2 separate regions of the Mus musculus genome follow, and region 2 is linked to region 1. Evidence: chromatin loops called from intact Hi-C (ENCODE). Cell type or tissue: left cerebral cortex. All regions are shown on one strand. Links, peaks and the distances in the headings refer to the core of each region. The heading gives the core; the rest is flanking DNA. Region 1 has its middle 150 kb from the start of Gm22296. Region 2 holds the start of C87198 (expressed sequence C87198).

The links. Peaks named below come from ENCODE experiments on the same cell type or tissue, not always from the same donor. Only the 100,000 strongest peaks of a DNase experiment are listed, where the experiment ranks them.
Region 2: a loop joins it to region 1, with 3.0 times the contacts of the local background. A loop is called at or near these places in 9 of 42 quality-filtered maps.

The regions. Positions count from the first base shown.
Region 1 is chr12:56,048,490-56,064,943 of GRCm38, forward strand. It overlaps the pseudogene Gm5183. Among named protein-coding and RNA genes, the nearest start is that of Gm22296, 150 kb to the left of the region's middle. In left cerebral cortex, for the core only: CTCF peaks have their summits at 9,226 (motif pointing left) and 10,173 (motif pointing right); a DNase peak (open chromatin) is centred at 10,177.
Region 2 is chr12:56,585,390-56,601,843 of GRCm38, forward strand. All of the region lies in intron 2 of Gm26973 (a long non-coding RNA gene), which reads left to right. C87198 (expressed sequence C87198) reads left to right here and starts at 5,670. Exons shown (of 5, transcript NR_046003.1): 1 at 5,670-5,777; 2 at 6,158-6,277; 3 at 6,422-6,506; 4 at 8,519-8,618; 5 at 8,990-9,165. In left cerebral cortex, for the core only: a CTCF peak has its summit at 6,542 (motif pointing left); a DNase peak (open chromatin) is centred at 6,534.

The DNA of each region.
Region 1 (16,454 bases), core at 8,708-11,207:
CTGTCACCTGAGTTTTTGATCTTAGCCATTTTGACTGATGTGAGGTGGAATCTCAGGGTTGTTTTGATTTGCATTTCCCTGATGACTAAGGATATCGAACATTTCTTTAGGTGCTTCTCAACCATTCGGTATTCCTCAGTTGAGAAATCTTGTTTAGCTCTGTACTCCATTTTAAAAATAGGGTTATTTGTTTCTCTGGAGTCTAACTTCTTGAGTTTTTGTATATATTATATATTAGTCCTCTATTGGATATAGGGTTGGTAAAGATCTTTTCCCAATCTGTTGGTTGACGTTTTGTCCTATTGACAGTGACCTTCGCCTTACAGAAGCTTTTCAGTTTTATGAGGTCCCATTTGTTGATTGTTGATCTTACAGGGTAAGCCGTTGGTGTTCAGTTCAGGAAAATTTCCTCTGTGTCCATATGTTCGAGGCTCTCCCCTACTTTTTCTTCTATTACTTTCAGTGTATCTGGTCTTATGTGGATGTCTTTGATCCACTTGGACTTGAGCTTTGTACAAGGAGCTAAGAATGAATCAATTTTCGTTCTTTTACATGCTGACCTCCAGTTGAACCAGCACCATATGTTGAAAAATGCTGTCTTTTTTCCACTGGATGGTTTTAGCTCCTTTGTTCAAGATCAAGTGACCATGGCTGTGTGGGTTCATTTCTGGGTCTTTAATTCTGTTCCATTGATCTATCTGCCTGTCTCTGTACCAATACCATGCAGTTTTTATCACTATCGCTTGAGGTCAGGGATAGTGATTTCCCTAGAAGTTCTTTTATTGTTGTGAATAGTTTTTAATATCCTGGGGTTTTTTTTTTGTTATTCCAAATGAATTTGCAAATTGCTCTTTCTAACTCTATGAAGAATTGAGTTGGAATTTTGATAGGGATTGCATTGAATCTGTAGATTGCTTTTGGCAAGATGGCCATTTTTACTATATTAATCCTGCCAATCCATGAGCATGGAAGATCTTTCCATTTTCTAAGATCTTCTTCGATTTCCTTTTTCATAGACTTGAAGTTGTTGTCATACAGATCTTTCAATTGATTGGTTAGTGTGATGGTTTGTATATTCTTGGACCAGGGAGTGGCACCATTTGGAGGTGTGGCCTTGTTGGAATAGGTGTGACCTGGTTGGAATAGGTGTGTCACTGTGGGTGTGAGCTTAAGACCCTCACCCTAGTTGCCTGGAAGTTAGTCTTCCACTAGCAGCCTTTGGATGTAGATGTAGAACTCTCAGCTCTGCCTGTGCCATGCCTGCCTGGATACTGCCATGCCCCTGCCTTGATGATAATGGACTGAACCTCTGAACCTGTAAGCCAGCCCCAATTAAATGTTGTTTTTTATAAGTCTTGCCTTGGACATGGTGTCTGTTCACAGCAGTAAAACCCTAATTAAGACAAAAGTTGGTACCAGGGACTGGGGAATTGCTGTAATAAGCCTGACCATGCTTTTATTTGAAAGAATGTGGATTTTGGGACTTTGGATTTGGAACAAAGTGGAATGCTTTAAATGGGGCTTAATAGGTCATCCTAGTAGGAATATGGAAGACTTTGTTGCTGGGAGTAATTTGAACTGTGTTGAACTGGCCCAAGAGATTTCAAAGGAGAAGAATTTCAGAATGTGGCATAAAGACTCTTTTTGTGGTATTTTGGTGGAGAATGTGGCTACTTTTTGCCCTTGTCTGAAAAGTCTGCCTGAGGCTAAGGTGAAGAGACTTGGATTAATTCCATTGACAAAGGAAGTTTCAAAAAAGCCCAGCAGAAACTTTGTTCTCTGGTTAAGTCTTATGAAGAGAAGTTTGAGGTATAGCCTCAGCTGTAGTTGATGGCCCATGATAAGACTTGCTTTGGTCATGGTGTCTGTTTACAGCAGTAAACCCTAACTAAGACAGTTAGAGTCTGTGACTTGGAGTGTTCAATGCTCATTGGAATTCCTATCAGAAACTTGTTTAAAAGGTTTTTTTTTTAGGGTTCCTCCCTGTTCCAAAGACACCCACATCTTCTTGTCATGTAGTGAAAGCCTCCTCCCATAGTCAGGATGGTGAAGGTAGGTGTGAATGGATTTGGCCATTTTGGGTGCCTGGTTACCAGGGTTGTCTTATCATCTGTATCTGGCAAATTGGAGACTGTTGCCATCAATGACCCCTTCATTGACCACAAGTACATGGTCTATGTGGAGTATGACTCCACCCATGGCAAGTTCAGTGGCACAGTCAAGGCTGAAAATGGGAAGCTTGTCATCAACAGAAAGCCCAACACTGTCTTCCAAGAGCAAGAGCCTGCTAACATCAAATGTGATGATGCTGGTGCCAAGAATGTTGTGGTGTTTTTGGCATCTTTACCACCAGAGAGAAAGTTGGGACCCATGTGAAGGGTGGGTCCAAAGGTGTCATCACTTCTGCTGATGCCCCCATGTTTGTGAGGGGTGTGAACCATGAGAAGTATGGCAACTTGATCAAAATCACCAGCAATACATCCTACACCACCAACTGCTTTTTCCCTCTGGCCAAGGTCATCCATGATGATTTTGGCATTGTGGAAGGACTCATTACTATGGTCCATGCCATCATTGCTCATCATTAGACTGTGGATGGTCCCTATGTAAATCTGTGGCATGGTGGCTGTGGGGCTGCCCAGAACATCATCCCTGCATCCACTGGTGTGGCCTGAAGACCAATGCTGTGGATTTGCTTTAATGCTTGCATTATGTTACTTGGATTCCCAAAATTGCACAAGAATATGCATGTAAGATGCTGAGTGTTCCTGCCCCCAGTTGGTGTGTTAAATGAATCATGAAGGTGTTGGCCTTTTGAAGTCTGTGGAGCTGCCATGGTGCTTTGTTGTCAGTTTGTGGAGAGTAATACAAAGTCTTGGCAACAGCTTGGGTTGTTTGAGGGTTCCCTGGAGCCCTTTGGCCAACAACTCAATTAGATGTGATTCAATCCTGGTACTGGGAAGCTTCATTTGGTGACCTGAGATGGCCAGTTGGGTCAGTGTCCCTTCCGTTATTTTGGTGACCTCATTTGAATTTCTTTAATATACACACATATACTCTAGGAAGCTACTACTGTATTAGGTTTCCATAGTATCCCTCAATACCCCTCTAGTTTAGCTTTCTTTCCCCACATTTTCTCCTCCCCTATCACCTTCCCCCTCTCCCTCTCCACTTGATCCTCCCACTCCACTCTCCTTCCATCCACTCATAACTATCAGTTTTACTTCCCTTTCCTGGATAGATATCTTCTAGTCCCCCATTCTATACCCGACCTCCGTGTTCTATATATCAGAGCTTTGTTATTAACAGCTAATATCTACACATAAGTGAATACATAACATATTTGTTTTTCTTTGTCTTGGTTACCTTTCTGAGGATGAATTTTTCTAGGTTGTTTCCAGTGTCTGTCTATTATGAATAAAGCAGCCGGGAACATGGTTGACCAGGCGTCTCTGTGGTAGGATGGGTATATGCCCATGAGTGCTATAGCTGGATCTTGAGGAGGATCAGTCCCTATCTTCCTGAGGAGCTGCTGTTAATTTCCATAGTAGCTGTATGAGTTCACACTCCCACCAGCCACGGATAAATATTCTCTTCACTTCACATCCTCACCAACCTGAGTTGACATTTGATAACAGGTTCTCTTTCTTTCTTTCTTCTTCTTTCTTCCTTCCTTCCTTCCTTCCTTCCTTCCTTCCTTCCTTCCTTCCTTCCTTCCTTCCTTCCTTCCTTCCTTCCTTTCTTCTTCTTCTTCTTCTCCTTCTTCTTCTTCTTCTTCTTCTTCTTCTTCTTCTTCTTCTTCTTCTTCTTCTTCTTCTTCTTCTTCTTCCTCTTCCTCTTCCTCTTCCTCTTCCTCTTCCTCTTCCTCTTCCTCTTCCTCTTCCTCTTCCTCTTCCTCTTCCTCTTTTTCTTTTTCTTTTCCTTTTTCTTTTTCTTTTTCTTTTTCTTTTTCTTTTTCTTTTTCTTTTTCTTTTTCAACAACTCCTCAAAGAAACTAATCATTTGAAATATACACTGGCTTCAAAGTTTAGCATCTATGATAATTTATTATTCTCAGTCTAGCACTGAACAGTTAAATATTGTTGTGACCTATTTATTTATCATTAAATTAGGACTTGTTATTTACTGAAAAGGACTTACTTTGCCATTTTTTTTTCTTCAAGTGAAACTTAGGTATAACAGGAGAAAAAAAAAATCAACTCAGTTTCGTCCTGGTGCTGCTACGTACATAACTCTCTCCTCCTCCATCAGAAGCAGCTCACGAGTCAGCCGTCATACTAAACACCTGCCTTCTCTTCTCCTCAGTGCTAACTTTTTTTCTTTAAAGTTTGTCTTATTGAAAATAATGGGTGGATTTTAATGTAAAGCATTCTCAATTAAGAGTACTCATTAAAATAGATAAATTTGAGTAGGTCAGTTTTCTCAAAGATTGCTTTTTTATCCAATGCATGTTCATTTGACATTATTATACTATAAAACCTTTTGTATGTCTTTAGTCACCCGTGAGCTCTTCATTGTTTTACTATTGTTGTTGTTGTTGTTTCCATCGTCTAAATGATCATACCAAGCTCAGAACAAGTTCTGTGTGGAATCTGATATCCCTGAGGTTACTTTATTCTTTCAGTCAAGCCAAGTTTCTACTTCAGTAAAAGACTCAACTGAAGCCTTGGATTTCCCTTTAGAAGTAATCCTTCCGTCAGATTGACACTCCATATGGAAATACATTAGGAGTTTGTTCAGTCTCGTTGCTTCACATCTGACAGTACAGAATGATGGCCTTTCTACAGGAGAGGTCTACTGACGGCATGCTGCTGTATGGTTCTCCAGGCATGGTTTTCTCTGGACCTCTCTCTACCAATCATGCAGTTACACACCGGATGTACACAGAGGGCGCTGGCTTTGTGAAACCTTTCTGTCCAGAATCATGACATCTTCTCTGACGTCATAGGAAGCACACAGACTAACTCACCACACATCCTAGAACTGCACCCAATCTAATCTAATACCACTGGACACTGTTCGTTTGCTATTCTCCCTCAGTAGGTACTAAACAGCTCGTGGGTAAGGCAGCAAGATATTATTAGCATCCCCAACGAATCTGCTCTAGCTTGAGCATTGGAGTTCTTACAGAAGTCCCCTACAAGGTTTACATCTTATTCCCTGACCTTTTGTGACACGGCTATGTCATGAGAGTAGAGCTTTCACAGATGCCATTATACAATTGCTCAAGGGAACTCACTCATCTATTTCTCTGTGTGAAGGTCCAGAGACAGACAGGGTGCTGTTTAAGAACCAGGAGTTCACCAAATCTTCTAGACCCCCCCTCCCTTTTTAAAAAAATACTTCCTGAGCCTCTAGAATGATAAGATACAATTTGTGTCATTTATAAGTGGCCTGGTTTGTGGTGCTTTATAATCCCAAGTGGACTAATACAATGTCTTTTGGTGACTTAATTGTAGACTGAGGGAACCATTCAGGGTGCACAATCACAGGGATGTCTTTTCTCGTCAGTTACACCCATTGTACAGATTCTGGAGCATCATAGAATGGTCATTAGAGGTTAGATTCTGCAACCAGACTATATTGCTCCTTCCACTCACTGGCTTTGGTAGATGAGCTACACTCATTCACCTCTTTGGGCTTTATGATCTCTATATAAATAGTAATGGTTACTATATCCTATAGTTGTTATAGCCTTTAAATGAGCTATTAGGTGTAAAGTAGAGAGTACAGTGTCTGATGGATAGGAAAAGCTTATCATTGCTGTTTTAAGAAACAGTTTAACCTCTAAGATCTTGACATTCTGGTTGTTTGTGGCTAAGAGATTCAGAAAATCCAAAGATTCCATTCATACCCAGCCTGAAAGCTCGGTGGCAAATGTTGAATCATAGAAAGATGGTAGAGCTATGGCTCTAGAGAGTTCTCCAGTGGCAGATGAGGTCGAGTGAGAAGTGGAGTTCCATAGTCAATCTAGCCCTTTGAAGAATTTTGGCTCAAGGCTTAGGTGTAAACATATTGAGTCAACAGTCACAGCAGCATTCTGAACTAACTAGACGTTCCGTTATTTCTGCAGGGAATGCAGACAAGTGAGCAGAAGACTCCAAGGTTCACAAGAATCTCGAATTCAGTCACTTGAAGTTATAGTAAATTTCAGTAGTCGAAATGTGAAAAAGTTCCAACTTTGGCTAAATCCTATGCTCCTAACATGAAGGGTCTCTGAGACAGTTACTGAGTTCCTAGTCATTAGAGCTGCCTCCAGTGCAGTCTGCATTTATTTGGTCTGCTTTGTTTTCTTTTTTGTGAAGCCAATGTGACCATCCAACTCTCCTTTGACCCACAAATGCTGTGTGATGTAGGGAGGTGCTATCTCAGAGGAAAGCCCCCAGAGTTCATCATCTCTGAAAGCTCTGATCTAGGGGAAGGCAAACATGACTCTGAACCTAGCTCTCCAGAGACTGGCCTGTGCTCGAGGCGATAGCGTGCCAAAGTGAGGGAGGTGAAGTGAGGAGGTCACGTTAGAATACAGAGAACAAAGCAGTGAATAACCTGCAGATAATTATAAAAATGTTAAAGCCATGTACAAACAATTCTAAAAGAGGGCCAGTGATAGAACATGAACAGGCCTCTCTCATTGCCTTCCTGACCCCATCTGACCCCAGCATTTCCACAAGTCAATGATATGATGCCCAGCTGGCCATGTGACAAGGCGGATGTCACTCCAACCCCCAGCTACTCAACAGCCCCAGCTCAAAGATCAGCTTTAGGAGAGACACCATTTAAGGTGACTTTTAGAAGGTCTCTCTGCTTCTGCCTCCAGCCTTCAGCTAACAATCACAAGACATAACCACCTAGCTGAGCCTTGTCAAACAGGCCTGTCAGAGGCTGTGGAAGGAACTGTTTTAGACGAGAGTTTTAGAGTAGTGAGTTATGTGGCAATTGATAAGCTCAGAAGAGAATGTGAAAGAGAAAGTCTTGCAGATCTCCTCTGCCTGTCCTCTTTCTAAGGATGAAATCGTGATCAAATACCCTTTGCTATGTGGGGTAGCTGGAGATCAGCTTATCATGATATTAAGCAGAAGGCAGAAATACTTGATTTCACCACTAGATGGAAATTATATCGTTGTGATGTTACTAAGCAACAAGAGATCAGAAACCCGTAAGGAGTGCTCATAGAATACAGAGCGTTACGTTGTCCTACTAAGTTCCTGCTGCATTCATTTCCTTTAAAAGCCTGACTGAAGAAGAAATAGCCACAGTGTGAGTGTGGTTGATAGGGTGTGTGTGTGTATGTGTGTGTGTGTATGTGTGTGTGTATGTGTGTGTATATGTGTGTGTGTATGTGTGTGTATGTGTGTGTGTATGTGTGTGTGTATGTGTGTATGTGTGTGTATGTGTTTGTATGTGTCTGTGTATGTGTGTGTTTGTACGTGTGTGTGTGTATGTGTGTGTATGTGTGTGTATGTGTGTGTATATGTGTGTGTATGTGTGTGTGTGTATGTGTGTGTGTGTGTATGTGTGTGTGTGTGTGTGTATGTGTGTGTGTGTGTGTATGTGTGTGTGTGTGTGTGTATATGTGTGTGTATGTGTGTGTGTGTGTGTGTGTGTATGTGTTTGTATGTGTCTGTGTATGTGTGTGTTTGTACATGTGTGTGTGTGTATGTGTGTGTATGTGTGTGTGTGTGTGTGTGTGTGTGTGTGTAGGATCATGAAGGGGTAATGCACACTTACTCATCTGCAATAATAAACAGATGAAGCAGCCAGTATAACCCAGAAAACAGTCATTATTTATGACTTAGAAGAATAGTTATCATTAGAAATAAATTCAAATATTGAGGACTTTGTCTCCTTTTATCCCAATACCCTTTGAATAAGGCATTTGTAAGTGCTGAAATTATTCCCCTTGGAATATTTCAAAGCTACAAGTGTTTATTAAAAGAGCCAAGTATTTAAGCTTTAAAAGAATATAATGTCATCAATGAATTCAGAGTCTTTTTTTTTTTTTTCTTCTTGAAGAGAAACTCAGCTGGGCAGTGGGGACCGATAAACATTTCCTTTGCTGACTGATAAAATGGCCCACGGAAGCAGGGCTCTCACCCAGTGATTTGTAAATAGCCATGTATAAAAACGTGAATGGTCAGAATAAGAGATGCACCTTTTAACTGTTCCTTACCAGTAGTCATTTTCCCATCCAAATGCTAACCGGGCCCGACCCTGCTTAGCTTCCGAATTCAGAGGAGATCAGCATGTTCAGGCTGCTATGGCTGTAGACACCAGCAATCATTTCCGTTATTTCTTCTGGGTAAGGTTTCATCCCTCCATTTTCCCTGACCATCAATTTTTTAAAAAAAATAAGCTTAAGAGCAAAAGGAAAAAAAAAAAAAAACCTAAGCCTAATAGAAGAGATCCAGGAGCTGAATGCATGTTTTAAGCAAGACCTGTATGCCCCGCCCCCACCCCAACTCAGGTCCATTACTGGGGCACCTGGTGAGTCCACCTATCTTTGCTGAGATATGGGTATCCAGCAAGATGGCCATACTTGATGAGGGCCAGAGCCCGTGCCCAACCTGCCAGCGTTGCTGTGGCGAGCACTTGTCTGTGTAGCGCTGTCTTAAAGCAGCCCCACCAAATCCCACCTAAGTGGTCAGAGCACAAATGAGCCTGCCGGTAGGTAGTCCTACCCTGTTCACGAGCTCTTTCAGAACAATTTCCATTACTTTTTTTTTTTTAAATACTGTTTTTGGCAAACACTTGATACTTGAAATAAAAAATGCATGAGTCACCTACTGGGGTAGGCTCAGTGTGTGGTTCATTGAATTTAGCTAAATCGTGAGCCATCCATCAATAGTCCTCTTGGTGAACATACTTATAATAATTTCGCACATTACAAACAAAAATAGGTATGATTTTCAAGATTCTTGAAGCTATTTCCCTTAGGGATTCTTTGGATTGTGTTTAGTGCAGTTTTGTTTTGCTAGGTGACGGCCTTGTTTACAGACAGATCCAACACTTGTCTCTCATGTGGTGAAGGCACTTCGCTTTGGACACATCCTGGAGTCCTGAGTTAGGATTAAGAATTAAGGATGGTGTTTGTTCTTGACAGATCACTGACTTTTCAGATTAACTTTGGCATCTGAAAATGACGCCCCTTCTCTCGGGGGAGTCTCAGAATGGCTATCGAGTGCTAGAATGATTTTTAGTCTGTTGTCTGAGGGAGAGAGCAGGGCAGAACCAGGGGGGTTAAGTGTCTGCCCACTACCGCCCCCTGTTGGGCCTTACTCTCCATTGCCCCAAATCAGTGAGTGCTAGCATTAGGGAGTCATGTGATGACGACGACGACGACGACGACGACGACGACGACGACGACGACGACGACGAAGAAGAAGAAGAAGAAGAAGAAGAAGAAGAAGAAGAAGAAGAAGAAGAAGAAGGTGGTGGTATTGGACTTATATCAATTTTTAGTTGGCTGGATTAAACTAAAAGCGACTTGTCAAAGAAACAGAACAAAAGATTTCTGGGTTGAGAAATCCCTACTTTCCTCCAGTGACTGCCAGAACCAAGCTGTGACTGAATCACTAGATTGCTGTCCTCTTGGGGAGTAAAACCAACCCCAAGGTGATGGTGGTGGTGGTGGTGGTGGTGGTGGTGTGCTGACTGTCCCAATTCATTTTCTCTTTCTTTAGTGCAAAGCAAAACTCACACAGGACTTCTGTTTTGTAATAGAAGCAGGATGTTTTTATATGGGTATAAGGTATGAAATCGAAGTTCTTCACTATGCCTGGTGTATGCCTGATGTATGCTTGGGTCTATAGGGTGCACAAGGGTGGTCCAGCAACCTGGCTGGGGCATTTTCTTTGTTGTGACACACACCTCACCTTTATTCACTTTTTCCAGAATCGCTAAACGTTCAGGAAAATTGTGTCACTCTGGGTATCTCATTCCTCTCCATGAAGCATATAAAATAGATGGCATCCCACAGTGGTCTGGTTTCCATGATCACTCTAATTGCCCTTTCTCCAAAGATGCTAGTGTCGGGGAAACGTAAAGACCAGGCACCCGAGAAATGCAGCGTTCAGTCGGGAAAGCAATGTATACTAATTCAAGCATTCAGTTGGTTAGTGCCTCCTAGTAGCTCAAGTCTCAGCTGCGCGCTAAGCGTGCCGCATGAGTCCCCGCGGCCAGCAGATGGCGCACTTGCACAGCCCACATATTTTTCAGGCTCCCAAGACAAACAGCATTTATTACCATCCAGAAATAACATCAACGGTGGTTTGAACCAATTGTAACATTTCCCAGGCTACTGAAATTATGGCGTACCGTGAGCTGAGGCATTTGCTAATATATAAAATTATTAGAACGATCACGAATCTATACTACTTTCTGGTGTTAATTGTCTCTTTCAACTAGGCATCAACAAGCTATTTATAAATGAGATGATGTTTTCAGTTAGGGAGAATTGTAAATTGGCGAAGGTCAAATAATTTAGACCGATGTGTTGTCTTTTAACATTGTTACTTCCCTTGCTCTTCCTGTTTCTAATGTCCACCTCTCTCCGTGGCATGCACAACGTCCGTTCATTGGTGTGTTGACTAGGGACCTGGCAGGAGGCACCCGCACACGTGGGTGTGTTTTACAGGGTCACCAGAACCCCTGGCCTCCTTAGGCTGTGTTAGAGTGGTCAGTTGTGATAACACCTCTTGTTTGCTTCGAAGGAGACATAGTTCTGAGTATTTATGGGCTTTATTTACCGAATCCTCCTGATAACCTGCTAAAGGCGTCAGAAAACTTAGTAACCTGCAAAGAATACAAACAGATACTTGTATTTTTCTAGATATCTTAAGTCCATGCTTTTTTTTTTTTTAATTAGTTTTTGGCTTGGATATTTTTCAGCCTTTGTGTGTGTGTGTGTGTGTGTGTGTGTGTGTGTGTGTGTGTGTGTGTGTGTGTGTGTGTGTTGGATCTTCTGGAGCTGTAGATGCAGGCAGTCTTAGGTGTGATGAGTTGTCAGTACTGAGAAGGGGGCGTGGGTCCTCGGAAAGTGCAGCAAATGCTTCGAACCACTGAGCATTCTTTTGAACGCCAAGTCTTCAAGTCGAAGTGATGGGAACTTAGAAGCTTGTGTTTTATCATGTCAGCTTGGCCAGAGCCACTTTTGTTGGCTAAGAGAAATTCTGAGGAATTCTCTCTACAATCTCAGGGTTTGAAGAAAAAGTTCATCAGAGATGGAAAAGAGGTTGTCAGAAAGGAGGAAGGTTGGCAGATCCGGGACTCTCGTATGCAATACCTTCTCAGACCTCCCTGGGCGGGTTAGCCACAAACGAGTGTTGGTGGTGATGGAGAGTTTTGCTCTAAAATATATTTATTTCAAAAGCACACATATGGGACGCTGCATGGCAGGTTCATCTAATCTTTATTAAGATGGTGATGAGCACTGTTTACAGATGAGCGGACAGTAACTAAGGTACAGGCAGATTTTTGACTAGTCTCTGGCTTCCGATCTGGCTTCCGGTCTGGCTTCCGGTCCATATTTCTGACCACTGCTTTCCACATACCCTAGGTAGTAGATTTGCTAGCAGAGTGGAAGCTACTTAACCAAGGTCAGAGACCAACTCAGACACTTAGATGTTGATTCACTTCTAACAGAAATGCTTACATATAAATAACTTCTAAAATTAAAAAAAAGAGAGAAAATACCTAAGTCAGATATTAACTGGCAATATTATTATATTGCCCTTGCCTTTCTCTTCACCTTTTGTCTAAACAAAAGAGCAGACATGACTTTTACCATTTTGGGTCTGGTTTGCTTATTTCTTTATTTTGTATTTCTTTTCAACATGATGACCCCCCCACTCCCATCCATTTCTCATGAGTTAATTCTTCTGCATAAATAAATAATAAATAAATAATATCCCACATGCACCTTACATTTTCTGTACTCATGCATTGGTACCTAGACCAAAGCTTTGGATTGTGAATAGCATTGGGATAAACATAGGCATGCAGACATCTCTGTTGTATGTATCCAGGAATTGGTGTCGCTGGACCCTGAGGTCATGGCTAGTTGTAAATTTTTCTAAAATACTTTTTGTATGCATGCCTGTGTGCATTTTTGCATCCAGAGGTGCGGGGTGCATGCATGTGTGTGGTGCATGGAAGCCTGAGGTCAACATTGCATGTCATTCCTCAGGCGTTGTCCAGCTGAGTTTTTGAGACAGGGTCGCTCATTAGCCTAGAACTCTCCAAGCAGGCTAAGCTGGTGGGCCAGCAAGCCCATTGGCTCTGCCTGGCTCTGCCTGCCCACTGCCAAGGTTACGCTCATTATGTCCATCTTTTTAATGTGAGTTTTAGGGATCAAATAGGATTCCAAGGCTTACACAGCAGCATTTTACAAGCTGAGCTTTCTCCCCAGCATTCCCTATTATCTTTAAATGCACGTTAAGGTTAATGACACTGAGGAGAAATATGGAAAAAAATCATTACTTCATTTTCACTGAAGATGTAGCAAAAGGAAATCGCAGCCAATTGCTGTCATGTTTTTGTGAATACACACTATCTTCCTCTTTTGATACTTCTACTGTGTGTCTGTGCAGTGTTTTTGAGAGACAGACCTCAATTTCAAGCTTGTATGTGAATCACCTCAGGTCTCGTCGAATCCAGATTCTGATTTCGTAGGTCTGGGAAAGGTGCTTAATAGTCTGTGTCTCTCAGTGCCCACTACTGTCACAGCCTTGTCATAGAATTGTAAGGACAGAGGGAGACACCAACCCCTGTATTCTGCCACATCCTACTTGCCCTCCTGCCGCACAGCAGTGGTTGTCAGTGTGATTTAGTCCTGGATGAACAAGATTATCATTTTTTCCATTTCCTGACACATATATACAGGCAACAAAACCAATTTATTGAGAGATACATAGCAGAGGAAAGAACAAAGATACACACACATACACACACACACACACACACACACACACACAGAGAGAGAGAGAGAGAGAGAGAGAGAGATGGGGAAAGGAAAGGAGAGACAGAATCTGTTGGTGTATTTTTTGAGTCCCGAAGGCAAGGGTCTCCTAAAACATTTCAGTTTAGCAAACAAGGTCCTTTTATACCTAGGGCAACAGGAGTGGTTCTGGTTCGAATCCGAGATGTCCTCCACAGGCTCATTTTGTTACAAAGGTGGCCCCTGTCTTGTGGTGTTTTGGGAGGACGTCAGTGATTGGACTATGCCTTCAAAGGTTGTGCCTGGTCCCTGATTCTTCCTCTTTGCCTTCTGTCTACCATGAGGTGAATAACCTCCTACTACCATGAGGCACAGGATCAAGTACAAGAGGACTAAGGCCTCTGAAGACAGGAGCCCCAAACAGCTTTCCTTCTTTAGGTTGTGTTCCCAGTTCTTCTTGTCACTAACTAATACAAAAGGGCTCAACCAGATACAGGAGGGATTTAGGTTCAGGGTGAATGTAGCAGGAGGGTGATTGCCACCCTGGAACTAAGAAGAGATATTGAGGCTTCCCAGAATAAGGTCTGGGAAGATGTATAAGAACAACAGTAAAAGACTTAATTATCGTGATGTGGTTGCTGACCAGTTACAACAGAAACCAGCTCTCATGACAGTCTGGACAGTAACCAGCTCTCATGGCAGTCTGGACAGTCACCCGCTCTCATGACAGTCTGGACAGTCACCCGCTCTCATGGCAGTCTGGACAGTCACCCGCTCTCATGGCAGTCTGGACAGTAACCAGCTCTCATGACAGTCTGGACAGTCACCCGCTCTCATGGCAGTCTGGACAGTCACCCGCTCTCATGGCAGTCTGGACAGTAACCAGCTCTCATGGCAGTCTGGACAGTCACCCGCTCTCATGACAGTCTGGACAGTCACCCGCTCTCATGACAGTCTGGACAGTCACCCGCTCTCATGGCAGTCTGGACAGTAACCCTCTCTCATGACAGTCTGGACAGTCACCCGCTCCCATAACAGTCTGGACAGTAGCTCAACATAAACTTTGATTACTTGGATGCCTTTTGCAGTCATTGTAAGATGCGCAATATTTGAGATGGTATTGCCGAATGTTTTAATAATTACAATTATGATAACATTTATGATATTATAATAGGAGCATTTCTCCTTTCTCTTTTCTCCATCCTAAACTTCCCATGCATCCCTTGATTTCTTTCAAATTCATGACTTCTTTCTTCACTAGTTGCTGTCGGTTACTAGCAAGGCGTGTGTGCCACTACTACAATCTTGTGGTCACCGTGCCATGCCAATAGCTGATATGGTTGAGAGGTCTCATGGCTGGGCAGGATTGTTGGTTGCTTTCCTCTTTTGGAAGCTTGCATGGTGCCTTCTGGTATCATGAAATCTAGTCCTCCTGGAGGAAGCAGTTAGGCCAGTTCCCAGCTCTGGGGCCTCTGGCTCCTCTTTCTGAGGTGTATGGTACATTCTGGAGCTGAATTCTTTAAGTTATAAGGTTTGCAAAAGAGATTTTTTTTTCATTTAAATGCATTGAACTTAATTTGAAAAAAACATTTATGTACTTCTACATCACCTAAGAGCCACAAATGACTGGGAATGTGTGTCTTTTTGAGTCTAAACTTTTCATTTCAACACAACAATCTTCAGTTGCATTCATTTTCACTCATGAAGGTGTCTCTTATTGTTTTATAAAGTCCAGATTGATTTTCCATCAATATTTTTATATAAGGTCTGTACACGGTCATGCCAGATGTTATTCTTCATGTGTTTTTAGAATAACCGTCAAAGCTTTCGCCTTTAAAACTAATGCTATTATACCTAGAATTCATTTAAATAAAATTGTCCTACATTATTCTGAATACAATAAGTGGATAATTGATTGACATTACAAAAATGAAAGTCTTTAGAATGTAGATGAAGTCAAGAGTAACGTTACAATTTGGTTTTATTAAATATCATAAGAATCTGAAAGAAGCCGAAGAAGAGTCAATTTCTAGGAGTTAGAATGGCCATGAACTCTGTACTTAAATACACTGTGAACCTCTGTAGGAACTGAAGAATTTTCTATTGATTATGGATTAGTGGGCAAAGAGGGACAACAACAGTGGGAAGGTACACGTTCCATGCTTCCTTTGGTGACTCAGTGAATACACAGAAGCACTGCCCCGGAAGTCCAGAGATCCTGGTGTTAGCTCATCACTTCCCTGCCCTCAGCTCTGAACTCCATCCTCAATCCCAACCCAGAAGATCTAAGGCTTTGTGTGGACAGTATTTTGTAGTGGTTACCAGAGTGGTTCCCTAGATGGAGCGCTGTTTATTGTTCTGAAAGAAAGCACTGGCAAACTTTTGAGACAAAGATTCTTCAGGAAAAAGAAAGTCACCTTGATATGAGAAAGGAACTCTCCAGAGCAATCTAGAACTATTCTAGACCAGAATATTGGGTGGTCCAATTTTGGGACTATGAAAATATCGCTAAGAGTCTCTGAGGGATTTCAAGACTTGTAAATGAATAAACACCCCACACATACGTGCTATTCTATTCTAGTCTCTATACATGCCATTTTAATGAATACCTAACAGTTCTTTATAGTGAAATGAATCCATGGTAGCTTTCTCGCATGCTCTTAATATAGATATATTATCTAAAATATAAAATACTTTAAGTTCTGTTAGTCTTCTTCTTTAAAAAAAATCAAGCATGCTAAAAAAAAGAGATTAAGATAGATTTAAATTTAAGTCCAGGTAACTTAGGCTTAAAGGAATAAAATTGAAATTCAGCAGCAAATGTGGTTCGGGTTCTATAAAAAACCTCCGTAGATTGATCAGCGGGTGCTCTTTCTGTGTCCTTAGCACTGTGAAGAATTACCTAGAGGCAAGACGAGAGCTCATTAATTAAATACTTCTGCACTGGACACTCAGCATGCCTGACAGTCCTCTCATTATGCGCCCCAGGGAGGAATACTAGTTGACAGGAGCCAATGTAGAATAATTTTCTTGCTGCTGTAACTGCATGAGAAAACGCTCCACCGCTCTTTCTCATGTCTATTAGGTGAGTCATTTGAGGGGAAAATGGCTTGTCACTGCATAGAAAGTCAAAACATTTCACATAAAAATATTAAAATGAATTTTAGGACAAGAAAAACCTTCATTCGAATGTAAACAGCTTTTTCTAGCACCCTAGGGACACCTCTACTTTCTCTCTTTCCTCGGGTATATTTTTCTTGTTTGTTAACATAGAGGATGTTTTATGTGCCCTGATATGCTATTACTGAATTAAAGAGTGAATAATTCAGTTGTTTTTAGTAACTACCATAAGCTGAGAAATTGAGCAAGCCTCTGGCTTTTTTATTGGGTGAGATATCTGGGTATTGTGGACAAACCCCACCTGTTTGTATGCTAATTAAAAATTAATACATGAAAAAAGTCGATTCTCTAAAGCTTTGCTGAAATAGATAGCTATTTTAAGTATTTCAAAGCTTAATGG
Region 2 (16,454 bases), core at 5,255-7,754, 530 kb after region 1:
TTTTTTATTATCTCCGGATGTGCTGCTCTCTTACTTAGTCTGTTTAAAAAGAGAGGTAAGATATGTTCAGTTTCAGAAGAAAAATAATGTTCAAAGGGCACCGTATGACAGTTTTGTGCATTTACCGTTGTCGTTCTTCCACCGAGTAAGTGCGCTTCTCATCCTCCTGTTCCCAGACAAGTGGGAGAGCGAAGCGTGCCACAAGAGGATTCGACTTCATAGCACATTTTAAGCTGAAGGGTCTTCTCGTCGCATAAAGTAATTTCCAACCTTAAGCTGTAGAGGCAAATCAGAGGTAAAGGCTCTTACTGTCCATCAGTGGTTTCTTACGCTTCTATAAGAGTGTGAAGCAAGGGTTTGGGGCTTTGAACTCCAGTGTGCTCTGGCAGAGATGATCTGCCACTCCTCCAGCTCGCTAGCTTCTAGCCAGACGGCAGTGAACGTGCAGGGATGGGAAAACGGATGAGCGGGCTCCCTAAGCTCGACTGTTTACTGATAATTGGCATTTATTTGTTTAATGTCTCTACCTGTCAAAAGCTCTCTCAGTGACGATGGCAAACGACTTCTCTCTAGGGTCGAGAGCTTCTCGGGCATGCAGGGCTTTCAGTGCTAAAGCCAGAACGGCAGGGAAAAAAGGACAAGGTACTTTGAGATTTGATGTGTGTGTGTGTGTGTGTGTGTGTGTGTTCACATGCCGCATTGCATATGTGGAGGTCAGGTGAAAACTAACTGGAACCAGTTCTCTCTTTCCACATGTAGGATCCTACTCAGGCGCTCGAGCTGGATAGCAAATGCCTTTAACCACCGAGGCATCTCACTGGCCCAGTAATAAGGTATTAAATAATTGAGTATTGAACTTCCATTGTTAGAAGCCTAGGACTCTGATCGCGTTCTTATCACAATTTACCCAATTTATTTATTCAAGGCAGGATCTTATAGCCAGGTTAGGTTTGAATTCATTATGTAGTCACGCGTGACTTGGAACATCCGATCCTTTTGTCTCCAGCTTCAAAATGTCAGTGCTCCAAACTGCCAGATGACTCTAAAAGATGCTAAAAGTAGCATCTATCTAGTATATCCAGAGCACTTTCTAATATAAACTTCATAAGATCCTACTCCGTGTATACTAGCTGCCACTTTTATGTAGAAATTGAAACTGTTTATATTGCCAGATCCATCATTTATGATTTTTGAGTTTTTAGCTGACATAAGTTCTGCCCTGCCAAGACATCCAAACCTACTTTTAAAAACCTGATATGTTTTGATTACATACGCAGAAAATCAGTGAGATCCTATTAAATTGATTAGACTTAAGAAATGTATTTTGTAAAGTAGGTAATTATAAAGTTCAAAGAAAATAGAGTAATAGTCAATTAAAACTGGGACTAAATTATCGTATTCAATCTTAATTAATTTATTTTCATTTTATTGTTATTTGTTATTATTACTGTTATTGTTATTTGATAAAGAGTCTTGCTATGCAGATCTGGCTGGCCTTGACATTACTATCTAGATGCACCCTGTACTCCGTGGAAGAGTCAGCTTCAGATGGTAAAAGTGAGAAGAAAATGAACTAAAATATGCTTATACATAAATAAGCCAAAGCCATAGATAAATAAGCCAAAGCCATAGATAGTAATCATAGTATCTTATTAAAGACACAAATAAATGTAAAGACATACTGCACCCTAGACACGGAGATGTTTCAAATGTCACATTTTTCCTAATTGAAATGCACATCTAACTCAGTTCCTCTCAAAATCCCATCAGTCTTCTCCAAACTGAAGTATGTGGGTTTTTTATTACCATAAAAGAGTTTTGAAGCCGGGCGGTGTTGGTGCACGCCTTTAATCCCAGCACTTGGGAGGCAGAGGCAGGTGGCTTTCTGAGTTGGAGGCCAGCCTGGTCTACAGAGTGAGTTCCAGGACAGCCAAGGGGGAGGAGGAGGAGGAGGAGGAGGAGGAGGAGGAGGAGAAGGAGGAAGGGGTGAGGGTGAGGGGAGGGGGGAGGAGGAGGCAGCAAGCAATGTGGAAGACAATAGTGTCATAAATGCAAATTTATCAGCAAGCATCACTTTAGGGAACATATTGTAAGAGCAGTAAGGGGTGACATCTCTTTAACCTAATACAAGAATTCAAACAACTTTGGCATGTGTTTTCTAGTTGGATAGCCAAGCAGCTGTTGTCTTGTACTCAGCACAGACTTCAGTCAGTCTACAGTATCATTTCTCGATTTATTGAATACATGTTGAGACTGTCTCCAGTCCAGAAGAATGAGTCATTGTCTGTCCTGAGAACTCCTGAAATGTGTTGCTCCTGTGATGATCTAAAATGTAACAGTTTTCAGTCAGCCCTGATTCTTCCCAGTGTCAGTTAATAAGCCCAATAAGAACTTGGTACCACCCAGTGGCCATTAATCAGCACAATCAGCTTTGTCATTCCTCACTACTTCATCCCTTACTGTACAGAGAAGTTCCACAACACATTCTGTGGTGGTGTTAGCATTAAAACACGTAAGCAGTTCAGAAATGTCTGCTTGTTTTTTAACAACAGTCACTCACTTTACTTACACGTCGTCTAATGTGTCCTGTAGGTGATGCTATCGTCCACCAGAGGTCTCTAGCTCACTGATAACTGATAACTGAATCTCATTTACAGAATATGCTAAATCTCTGCAGCCCATACAGTAGCCACTAGCTGTGTGTGGCTACCTAAATTTTACTGAGATCAAATGAAAGAAAAATTCAATCCCTCAGTTGCCTTACTTATTTTAAGTGCTCTGTAGCCGCATGGGGTTACTGGACCCTGTGCTGGATGGAACAGATACCCGCTGCTTCTATCACTGTCGAAGGGAAAGCAAGTGTGCTGAGCCGAGTTCTATACATCTAGGAAGAAATCAAGGGTGGGACATTGAAAGAAAGAAATGTAGCCCCCCCCCCAAAGTATCAGAAAGCCTTGATATTGTGCTCAGCTGTGCCTTGTGCAAGATGATAGGCATTGAAGGTTGCTAAACATCCCTGGGCCTGAACTTGCTTCTAGATAAAATGAGTCAGATCTGAATGTTCTCAAACCTAAGACACTGGGACCCATTTCCACAGTACAGAGCCACAGTGCAAGCTCCTTATTGTCTCTGGCCCAGGAAAGAGGCTGCCATGGACCTGGACCATGATGGCAGTGGCCACCTGATGTCAGGATGCACTCAGAGTCACTGGAAACCATGACTTTCAGAAAGGTTGTGATAAACAGAACTGGCCAATTGTTTAAAAGGCCACGTTAGAAGACAATGGCTAGTTTTAATGTATATATTATTTTCTATTTTACTTAATTTGGGCCCTTTAAGTGTGATCCTGATCTTAGTCTTAATTGTTACTTAAGTGCATTACTTCAGTTAGAATATTTCAAAATAACGCCATGACTGCATTTCAAGGTCTGTGGTTATTGAAATACAGATAATCGCTTCTCCTTGTAAGATACCATCCCTCGGAAGGGATGTCACTTTTTTTTTAAACTTTTCATTGATTCTTTGTGAATTTCACATCATGCACCCCAATCCTATACTAGATCCTTACCTGGACTCCTCTTGGATATCTTGTTGTTGCCCTGTGTCATGGAGATCCTTCCGCTTTGGTTCTGCGGGACCAGCCCTTCATGTGCTCCAGCAGTTCATAAATGGGGTGGATGTTAGGGTGGGCCAACTCAGAACCTGCATCTTGGCCTGCTTGGTAGCTGAATTGGTTGACATGACAGCTCTCCTGTGACCACGCTGTGCCACCGGGCCAGCTCTCTCACTTTGTCCAGTTGAGGGATGGGGCCAGCTTGTCTGAATGCTGCAGTCAGTGAGAGGTGGGGCCAGGTCTGTGAAGCCCTCTGACATCAACATGACCGAGACCAGGGATGACTGTATAGCTTTTGGTGGTAACATGGGCCATAAACATTGACACAGACACAGATCATTGCTGTTGCAGGGACACAGACACAAACACAGCCTTCAGCAGCAGCTTGGGGGCAGGGGGGCAGGGGGGCAGATGTTGCTCTTTTTATAGAGACATCTACATGAACTCCAGTCACTGGTCTAGGTATGAAGCACTTGAAGAACTTGGACTTTTGAATTATACTATTAAAGAAAAAGGTTAAGGTTCTCATATGCCTGCTTCTCTCAAAGCTTAGCTATTTTTGAGCCTAGAATTTCTGTCGCAGGTAGGATTCAGTCTTCAGTAAGTGGGCCAGACTGCTGTGCTTCGTGGCTTACCATTGTCATTCATAGTGGCCTGGCTATGCAGAAAATCAATCACAGAACTGAGTTTAATAAGGAGAACGTGGGGAGAAGGAAGCAGATGAAAATGCAAACTGTGGTCAGCAGGATTCAGTGGCACTTCCAGGTGCTTTGTTAGCAGGAATTAAAAAAAAAACAACTTTACACAACCCCACCTGAATTCTTTCAACTACAATGTAATGCAAAGAAAATCCGCGCTAATTATGAGCAGGAACATTATCTATTAATATGTTAATGAAGCAGGTTTGCTAATGGTGAAAGACCTGAATTTTAATAAAATCTTAAGAGCTCCTTGATTACGTGTTTGTTAGTCGATCTGATCATTTAAAATTATCTCTAGGTGGCTTTACATGGAATAAAACCTACATTAGAACTGTATTCTAAACAGGCCTTAATGAAGCAGGTGAGGATACCACCTGTGACATAAACACAGGCAGCCAGAAATTCACTTCAAAAGAAATGGAAACTAGTGAACACGAAACATGTTATCATACCTGCCAGTAACAGCTTTCAATGTAGGTAATTTATTTATGCATTTGCTTGCTAATTTTCTCAAACATATTTGCTTATGAAAATAATGTTCGATTGAATTAATGGATACTGCCTTTCAATATTGGAAGTGTTAGTTTTTCATAAAAGAAATATTCTAGTGTCCTGTTTGACAACAGCCCACACATACATGAAAGCTTTTATCCCAACCGATCCTAGATATCTTTTGAAGAAGACAGTAGTCATCAACTATCCAAGGCACCCAGAGTTGGTGTGTAGGGATATCAAAGGTGTGCCTCTGAATAGATGTGATCTTGTTCTGTGTTCTCCAAGATGATCTTGGCATCAAAGTGCCTAGTTGTCTGCATCTGCATCCGTAGAAGGTAGGGAAGGCACTTGGCAGCCTTAATTTTGCATATTAAAATCCTAAGGCTCCGATTAGTGGGTGAGTTTAGACCGAGATCCTGAATATCCCAGAGAGCAGAGCAAAACCCTCTGATGTAAGACCTGCCTCTGTGTGAGCCCAGGAGATGCAGGGGTGGATGGTCCCAGAAGCTTGCGTTCCAGGGCTTTCCTGCGGTGTAGCTGTGGCTCTTCCCTGTTCTGAATGAGCAGGTTACAACAGGGTTAAGTGAAGGAAGTGACATTAATACTAGAAGCCCCGAGTCAGTGATCAAGATCCCAAATGTAGGTGACTGTATTGGCTGATTTTGTGTCAATTTGACACAGGCTGGAGTTATCACAGAGAAAGGAGCTTCAGTTGAGGAAATGCCTCCATGAGATCCAGCTGTGGGGCATTTTCTCAATTAGTGATCAAGGGGGAAAGGCCCCTTGTGGGTGGGACCATCTCTGGGCTGGTAGTCTTGTGTTCTATAAGGGAGCAGGCTGAGCAAACCAGGGGAAGCAAGCAAGCCAGTAAAGAACATCCCTCCGTGGCCTCTGCATCAGTTCCTGCTTCCTGACCTGCTTGAGTTCTAGTCCTGCATCCTTTGGTGATCAACAGCAATGTGGAAAGTGTAAGCTGAATAAACCCAACTTGAGAGTTCTTGTTCATGATGTTTGGTATAGGAATAGAAACCCTGCCTAAGACAGCAAGTGACAAATGCTATTTCAAATAAAAACATATTTTTTTTAGAAATCAGAAAATAATTCAGAAGAAAACAAGACAGAGAGATGGAGGTAGAGGGTTTCATGTTGATAAAAGTAAGTCACTGAGCTTCAAGCTGCTGGCACGCATGGGTTCAGCTCTGGAAAGAAAAAGCAGTCTAATGTTTGTGCAGGAATAGAAACCCTGGCTAAGACAGTGACGTTGGGTCCCTATACTAAAATGAGCCCAGAATTAACTGAAGGAAGTAGGTGGTATGGAGTAAGGAAGAGCTGGGGCTTCTATCCCTAGCTTGTGATGCACAGGTTTGAAGAGTCTGGAGAGATGAGGTCACAGCTGGAAATCACTTTTGAAGATGGAACCCGGTCTGAGAAACCACCTGCTTCTTCCTTAGTGACTTTGTTCCTGCAGGTAACCATCCACATTCATCAGATTTATTTATTTACCAGGGTATTCATCTGATGGGTTCAAAATAACCCAGTATTTAATAATCATTAGAAATTATAATGAATGGTTGCTTACATTTTGGTATTGTATCTTTCTGGGATTTTCCAGGCAGCCCCCTTCTCCCTCCTTTAAGGTCAACATGACTCGGACTTCAGACAACTGGTCATCTAAACGGGTTCTACCTGGGCTCCTGGTGAGTTTCCTTGATGGCATGCTGCCCTCTAGAGGTTGAAGCAAACAGCACCGCAGAAATCAACGAGGGAGTGGTCTGCTGGCCTCACTTTTCTTAACAAAGATTCAGTCTTCATCAAATTTTATTTCAGCACTAGGAAAAAAAAATAAATCATAGAAAGTATTAGCTATTTTTAAAGGTCTTAAATCAGGTGACATCAGGCCATCAGATCTGGCCCACCCCACACATGTATATATACCTTCCTTATCTCCTTCCTCCCTCCCTTCCTTCTTCTTCAGATGGAGTGTGCAGCATTTGGCTAGCCTTCATGAGACCCTGGGCACCACTCCCAGTGCCTCAAAATAAAGTAAACAAACAATGCATTAAAACGCATCAATAAAAATCTGCCACGGGGAAGAGAGTGAGAGACATGTACACCCACCCAAAGCTCCCTACTTAGGGCAACAACCCCAGCTTTCACTGGTCTTTGCATGTGCTGTCATACTTAACTCTCAGCTCACTCTTATAGAGATATTAAAGACCACAACACAGCAGAAAACCGCAAAGCCTACATTTGAACCCAGTTTTCCTTATTTCAGAACTTATGCAGATTTTGTCAATAGGAAAACAGACTATCACATAGCATTTGAATGACTGTCTTTATTTGCTTCTGATTATATATAATAATCATGACTTTAGGGTTTTTTTTAAATAAAAAAGAGTTTATAGATTTAAAACTATGACAACCAGAGATTTTGCCATTTGACAATACATTTACCTAAACCTCAATTTGGCTAGCATAGTCAAGACAGACAGACATCCAAGTATGAAAAATGTGTATTGTTATATAGGTGATGGGCCAGGGGGAAAAGAAATTCCTAAAATCTGCAGTTAAAGAGACAAGCTTACAATATCAAAAGCTAGAAACACAAAGCAGAGTAAGAAAAATGACATTAAAAGTGAACTAATGGGGCTGGAGGGGTGGCTTAGCCATTAAGAGCACTGACTGTTTTTTCCATAGGTCCTAAATTCAATTACCAGCAACCACATGGTGGCTCACAACCATCTGTAATGGGATCCAATGCACTCTTCTGGTGTGTCTGAAGACAGCCACAGTGTACTCATACACATAAAATGAATAAAATCTTTTTAAAAAAGTGAACTGATGATAATGGGCAGGAAAGTGTTCACTACACGTTTTAGATCCCAGCACCAAATAAAAGCCAGAGACATGGCAACTTGTACCTGTGTAATCTCAGGATGCTCTCGTAGGCTTGGTAGCCAGATAATCCAGCCAAGTTAGTAAGCATTGGGTTTAGTGGGTTCGGTGTCAAAAACTAAAGTAAAGCATGATAGAGGAAGATGCCCGACATTGACCTTTGTTCTTCCGAAGCACACACACACACACACACACACACACACACACACAAACGCATATGCATGGGCATATACTCATGCCTACACCATACACATATGCAAGTAAATGATGATCTCTCACCTCCTAGTGCTTTCTGCATCACAGTGTGGCCTGGAGGGTGCTCAGCAGAGACACACACTTCCCTACTTCATCCTCATCCCCATCCCAAGCTCACTGAACTGCACAGAAGCAGAGACATCAGAGCAGGCTCTCGAGCCCTTTTTGCTGCCACAGAGGCTGTGTTAGTGGAGAGTAGTTAGGGTGGGAAAAAATCACAGCCAGAGTCCTTGGGGTAATAAATACGGTGGCTGACCCTTTCCATGTACAGTGCTGGGTGGATAAATCATACCGTCACGGAATCTCAGATGTGAAAAGAGCTTTGTGAGTTAGGCTTGTAATTCATCGAAGATGCACAAACTCTTGTCTAAAATCCCCAAATGGTTTGCAGGGCCTTGCCTGTATCCAGGACATTTCCTGGAATCTGCCCTTAGCATAACATCCATCCACACTCCCTCTGGCAGGTGTTAGGAGATTTGAAGGCAAATACTTACAGTTAGATGGGATTTCCCTAAATTCTGTCTTCTTCAGGGAAGAACACGTACTCCCTCCCTCACAGCTGGTACTGACCATCCTCCCCATTGACCATTTGCTCCTAAGACATCCTCAGAGTGCAGGAGCGCCAGCGATCATTCTGTGATAATGGGGTGATGTCATTGGTGAGTCCCACACTTTCTGGAATGTCTCCTGGCCATGGGGGTGGGGAAAGCAGTGCTGAGAAAGCTGTAAACAAGATAAATTTTAAAAGTTGTAGAGTCTCCTTTTGTGAAAGAAACTACAAGAGGAAGATAAAAATCTGCCATTTAATAGTCAAAGTTTCCTTGAGGAGTGGCAAGCTGCTTGTGAATGGACGCTGCTTAAAAAAATACACATGATATAAATTAGCCTTGTAGTGTATATGCATGTATGAAAAGGATGAGGGGGAGGGACAGGGGGAGGGGAAGGGGAGGGGAGGAGGTTGTTTTAGTTACTGTGATTACATAGCCGATTTTCCTGCTGGCTAACTTAGTGTATCCTGTTGCAATTTCAGGCCAACTTTCTGGGCCAGAACTCAATTAAAATTCTCTGGCGTTTGGGGCCATGACTCATTTGGTACGGCATTTGCACTGTGAGCATAAGAATATGGATTTGGATGCCCAGAACCCGTACAAAATGCCTGATGAGGTGATACATACCTGTACTCCCAGGGATAGAAAAGTGAGAGACAGTGGATCCTTGGAGGCTCATGGGTTAGCTGGCTGGATCTGGATCTAGGCTGTTGAGATATTCTTTCTCAAACAAAAACCGGAAGGCACCTGAGGACTGAGACCTTCGTGGATTGCACATACACACACACACACACACACACACACACGTGCATGCACACACACATTCACACACATACATGTACACCCACATGCACACACATGTACACACATACACACACTCGTGCACACACACACACACTTCACAACTACCACCTCCTCCACCATGACCCCACACAAAGTGCACTGTAACTCTTTATGTCTCCCTACCCCGCCCCCGCGCATCTCTTGTTCCTTTGCAGATGTTTGAGGAACTTCTTTCCTATGTTAAGGTTTCTTTACCCATTGAAGATTTCTTTTTCAGATCCTGTTTTATATATATATATTTTTTATTAGGTATTTTCCTCATTTACATTTCCAATGCTATCCCACAAGTCCCCCATACCCTCCCCCCCCAACTCACTCCCACTTTTTGGCCCTGGCATTCCCCTGTACTGGGGCATATAAAGTTTGCAAGTCCAATGGGCCTCTCTTTCCAGTGATAGCCGACTAGGCCATTCAGATCCTGTTTAATACATTTCTTTATTTTTCTCTGGAAGACATGGCTTGTAAGATAGAACCAGAAAAGTAACTATGTCAGCTCTAATGCCAAAAAATAAAAATGAAGAGAATTTCACAAGGGTTATTTGCAACACATTAGAATTTTTATTGTTCCTTGACAACACTGGGTTTGTCGTGATTCATGTTCTCTCAAGCACAGCCGTTTATCTTCATTGGTGTTGTCAAGTCACTGGAAGGTGAGAGCATTCACTGCCACCAATGGCTATGATAGCTTGTTTGGCATAAGGAGCTAAAAAAAAAAAATCCAGAGTGAATTTTTTGACATGAAATCTTCCATGAAAATACAGTGTTTTCTTTCTTCCCTTGGAGAGAAATTTGGTTCTAATTCAAGGTGAGGAGTGGTGTATCACCTCCCTAGGTCCCCCCAAGACACCCCCAAGAAAAGTGTTGGACTGAGAAAGTTCTCCAGCCAGCATCCCAGCTCTGGCTTCTGCTGGTCCTAGAGTGACTAGGCTTCACTCACTTACAGGCATTTAGACCATGTTCCCCGGAGGGAGGGCTGCCTTGTGTTCAGAGTCACAATACAGAAGTGAATACAAGGTATCCTTTATGTGGTCTCTGTCCTTGTGGCAAACGAGAGAAGTGAATGAGAAGATACGGAAGGGTGGCACTACAGATCTGTGGTAGAGAGCAGAGTGCGGTGTGGAGTCTGGGTGTGACCCTCAGAGCTGGAGCTGGAGCTGACAGGATGGGGGATGGTGAGGCATGTGCTTAGATCAAGGTGGGAAGGAGCCTGTGATGTCAGAACACCATGAACGAGTGCGAAGGGCTGAAAAGAAGAGCCTCGTGAGCTAAGAGACCTAGGGGGATTAAAGGCTGGGCATGGAGGCCTGTGCCTTCAATCCCAGGAATTGGGAGGCAGAGGCAGAGGCAGAGGCAGAGGAGGCAGAGGAGGCAGAGGAGGCAGAGGAGGCAGAGGAGGCAGAGGAGGCAGAGGAGGCAGAGGCAGATGGACTTCGATGAATGTGAGGCCACCCTGGTCTACCTAATGACTTCCTGGTCAGTCAGCACTGGGTAGTGAGACACCCCCCCCCCCAAATCTCAAAATAAAGTAAAAATAAAAGAATCAGGGAAATTCAGTATATCTGACACTGTTGGGAGTGGTAAAGGAATGGGACTAATAGCTGTATTTTAACTATTAGGAAGTTGGGACTTGATTCAACATGTTCTAAGTAGCCACTTGCTAGGTTTTCAGTGTGTAAAAAAAAAAGCAATATAATGTGGATCATGTAAATAACACTGATGTCTATGTATGTGGAAAAGAAGAAAAATTCAAAGTAGAGAGGAGGTAGTCACAACCCAGCTGAGAGGGAAAGGTGACCCATTCACTGCTGTTCTCTGAAGCTCAGCCTCTGGACTCACATCTGGACCAAATGCTCCAGACTCCATGTCTCATTCATCCCCCAGTGCTATTAAGCCTTTTTGAGACAGTCAGGTTGCCATAGTTGTGCCTGTCTTACATACTTTGTTTTCTATGTTTTATGAGGCTTCGAGGCCTGCCTTTTGCCAGTACCCAAGGACAGCAAACAACTTACTTACCTCAAGAGGACGTCTTATATGCAGGAGAAAAGGGTCCTCTACAAGCCAGCTCCCTCTGACTTGCCTGGTATTCAAGCATCCAGGATCTTGTCCTGTGCACTCCATCCCTTTCATGAAAGTCCAGTGTGGGTTCTTCCCATTCTCTTCTGATACAGTCTCTGTTTCTAGGAAGTCCCTGTGCTTCCCACAGGGTTCTCTGTCTTATTTTGAGTCTTCTTCTTCTTCTTGAAAACTGCAACAAGCCATTTTTTTTTCTACATCAATGATCCCCTGGTTTGTTAGCTTTATCAGATCTGAATTTAAACAACCACCACCAACCAAAAGGAAAAAGGACAAAAACAAACAAATAAACAAATAGACTCCCACAAAAAACAAAAGTCAAAACAGAGCCAAAATAAATGCCAAAAGAAACAAGAAGTCCACAAACAATCAAACAAACAGACAAAAACATTGACTTCATTTTGTGTTGACCAACCACTCCTGGACATGGGACCCTTTGGCCAACAACACAATAAGGTATAACCTACTCCTGTTACTGGGAGTTTTACTTATTAGCATAAGAGGTCTAGTTGAGGCATTGTCTTCCTATTATCTGCTAATTCTTTTCATATATGTATAAATTTTAAGAAAATATCATTCTTTATGTTTATATCAACACAATGTGTCTCTAGTCCCTGGAAGATTTAAAGTTTTATTATATTGGCAGTGGAATTCAGCAACTTGATTCTGTGATGCCCAAAGTAGTTTAATTTATCTTTATTATTCTTGGGGTTTTAGACATATAAACTTTTCAAAAATATTTTCAACAAAATTGGACATTTTTGGTCATCATTTCTATAATTCTATTTTATACCCCCTTTTACTCTCAGTTGACATAGAATAAACTGTGGGTTATTGGGACACAGATTCATATACCATTCAAGAGCATTTCACTTCACACAACTAGGCAAAGACTAATTAAAATGTATATCATAATCCCTAGGTCAACCACTAGTTTTTAAAAGACAAGACATGTATAGTTTATAAACCAATGATGGAAATAAGGTCATCTGGGAAATGAATATAAAAATACAACAATAGTACTTCACTCCCTTTAGGATGGCTACAACCAAAACCAGAAGATAACAAGAGCTGACAAGAAAGGAGAAAGCAGAAGCCATATGCAATGTTGGTGGCAGTGGCAGTTGGTAGCCGTGATGACTAATAACATAAAGGTTCCTCAGAGTCTTACAATAGATCTTCTGTGTGATCCACCTTTCCGTTCTCATACAGACCTGAGAAAATTAAACCATAAGATGGGCATGGGGACACACATCTGTAAATCCAAGCACTGGGGAGTTAGAATCAGGTAGATGCCAAGTTTGAGACAAATCTGGGTACGTGGTAACAGTATATGAACCTGTGTCCCAATACCCTAAGGGTATTCTAAGTCAGCTGAGATAGCCTAAGAGTGAGATCATGTTTTGAGAGAGAATAATGCATGGGGAAGATGTTAAAAGGAATCTTGAAAAAGGCTCCTGTACCAAATGATCACTGTTACATTATTCAAAATAAACAGAAATTCAAAAGCAACCATATTGGAAATCTTAGTATAAAAATGTAGAAGTTATGTTGGTTCTGCCCTCCAGCCCCATGCTCTCAGAAATAAAATATATTACGAATATCTTGGCCATATAGCTAGGCTCTTCCCTGACTAGATGGTAACTTAAGAGAACCCATTTATTTTAATCTACATTTTTCCACCTGTCAGGATACCTGTGCTCAGGTACCATACATCCATCTCTTCACATCTTCCTAGGCACATCTCATGTGTCTGTCTCTATCCCAGAATCCTCTCTGCCTCCCAGATGTCACACCTCTATTTCCTGCCTAAGCCATAGACCAGAAGCTTCTAATTGATAGTTGATTCATAATATATTCTCTATACAATTTCCCTTTTTAGTCCAATAAAAGACTCTTTTTCCTTTAAATACAAATTGAATACAATTATGACAATTATGAAAACTATAAGGTATGATATACATTTATAATATCCAGTCCGTACTATTTGGCAATTAAGGAAAACATTTATTACCTATCCTATCTTGGAGTTTCAATGTTTTGTATCTATCTCAACTTTTATCTTAACTTGTATTATTAACCTAAAAACCTGGGTTAGACCTAGAACATTTTCTTAAAACTTAAACAACTTAAGCTTACAGTAGGACTATGACTATCTAGACTTCAACCCCAGCAGATGCCTGAGGAATAAATATTATCTGATATGCAAGAAGTTTAGGGATGTAGCTTCCAAAAATTACAGAAATGACAGAGACAGTTGACTGCCTAGACAATTCCCCAATATTCGCTATAATTTTGGAGCATCTACCTTCAGCCTTCTGGCCTAGTATATCTGTCAGACCTTTTGTGAAGTTGGAATTATAAAGGACTTGCTTATCCTGTATTAGCAGAGCTTGGCAATTGACTTTGCTGCATCTGTTTGTCCTTTCTGGGCAGATTCGTCTGTAGTTGAAGCATGGGCATTTTCTTTGCCCAGAGGCTAACTTGCCACAACTGAAGTTAACTCCATATGGGGGTCACTGATACTCATCATCTTCTTTGGAATGGGGGCACTGCCAGAAGCAGACATGTCTCATAGTCAAAAGATCTTTTAATAATGAAATAATTTTAAATGCCATTTTCTGTGGCCCTCTGAGATTTTTAAAGACCATCTATAGTTTATCTGAATTGTCAAACATTATTTATTCTTAGCCATTTATTATATTAATAACCTTGGAAACATTTTATTATAATTAACTAAACTAGTATCTAATATAACCACAAGCTTGACAATTAATTTGTATTTCTTTTAAAAAAAATTTTTAAATTGTTTTATTCATTTATATTCCAAATGTTGCCCCCTTCTCAGTCCCCCTCCAAGAGTTTTTTACCCCACCCCTCCTCCCCTTTGCCTCTGAGAAGGCACTTCCTTCCCACCCCAACTCACCCACCAGCATTCACCCAACTAACCAGAACCCCTGGGAGCTCCTAGAGACTATACTACCAACCAAAGAGCATACATGGACTGGTAATTTGTATTTCTTAACTATCCCTAATAGTGCATAACTTGAATTTTTTAATCATCCCTAACAGTTTGTAATAGCAGCTTTCAAAAGGACTAGAACTTTATATTGCATCTTTCAGAATTGTATAAGTACAACACCTCAAATAAGCATTGAGAACACACACAAATATATACATATATAATGTGTATAAAATAACCTTAATTTGTATCAATATACAATAATCTATACCAATGAATCAAAAATAACTTTATTTCTTTATCAATATACAAACTTCTGTTCCAATGTAACAAAATATAAAGTCAATTTTGCATAAATATAAAGATCTTTACCAATGTAAGATTATGACTATAAGATTTTTTTGGTTTAAGAATAAATTCAATAATCTATGCCTATTTGTCTAGTGCCTTATAATTTTTATACCCCCTTTTCTTTAAGCCCCCTATCCTTTATTTAAGAAATAAAGAATAGAGAAAAGAATAGGGAAGATATAAATCCTGGAGTATAAGCTCTCTATTTTATTTCTTCCCTATCCAAGACCATAATTATTTATAATATTCTCCTAAAATCACAACATATCTATAACTCATAAAATGACCAAAACCATCCACCCCAATTTATAGGATTAGGATGGCAGTTTTCTTATCATTGTTTTCTGATGAGTTAGGGTGAAAAATTCCTATTTGGGGGCCCAAAAGAATATTGGGGAAATGGTTAAATAAAAGGAAAGATAGCTGGTATCATTTGTTGTCTGGTCTCTATTTGTTGATTAAGTTCAGGGCTTAACTGAAGTCCTGATTGGAACAGTCTGGAAGGCTGGATGAACTGAGGTCATCTGGGATTAGCAGTCCTTTTTGAAGCTGTTCTAGAAGCTAGTTTCTGGAAACAGCATCAATTTGAGGCAGGATCTATTGGGGAACTAGAACAGCAGGTCTCAGCATCTCAGCATCCTCTAGGGTGAATCATATCAGGGCTGCCCTCCTGGTCTTCCATTCTGCAAAATACAACCCTTATAAGCAGTACATAGTTCTATAAAGACATTTGTGTGGACGATGCAGGATGTACAGGTCAACTAAATTATTTTCCTGCACTTTGTTCGAGCAGGTGAAAGACAACTGTCTTTCTCTAGAAGTTAGTTTGATCATATAATCAAACTGCAATATAAACCTCCATTCATGCCATCTGAAAGGATGGTATGTAATAGCAAGTCCTGAGAATCTTGTAGCCAGTGAGATTTATTGGCCACAGAAGATGAAGTTTGGGCCAGAGACATATATACATCCCTGTCAGTTCCAGAGTTGTTTCAATCAATGGTTAGTAATATACATTCCCAGTGTAGTTGGTCCTTTTTTATTTTCTCCTGCCTTCAGATGAGATCTTCAGGGGGTCTCCCTCTATCAAATCTGGTTCTTATTACTTTGGAAGGAGTCCAAAATCTTTTCTCCTTTCCTTTTAACACAAATACAAAGCCTCTCTCCCAACACAGCATGCCTTTGGTCCAGCAATTTGAAGTCATTAAGAGTATAGACTAGTCCAATTTAGCAGCCCCGTTTTTATTTAGGTCTGTTCTATTTTGACTTCTCTCATAGAGGATTTGTAATACCCTCACTTATAACCATTTTCATTTTGATAATTTAATACTATTATTATTTATTAGTCGAAACAGGGCTTTTCTGCATAGCCTGGGCTTGTTTGGATTTGCTTTGTATATTTGGCTGGCCTGGAACTTACAAGGAACCTATCTGTGCCTGCCTTTGTCTCCCAAGTATTGAGACCTGGATTTATTTTTTATTATCTGTGCACCCTTGAGGACATTTATATGAATTCCCACTTCTTTCTCCCTTCTTTGCAGATTAATATCTATGTGGATAAATGTATCTGTATAAAAATGTGAATACTTCTTAAGTGGGGCTATAAAGTCCAAGTAATTGTCACCCCAACTCCATTAGCCTTAAATATACAAGTTGATAACGCTTATTGGAAATGGTATTTTATAAGCAAATTACCCAGCACACAATTCTAGAAAACA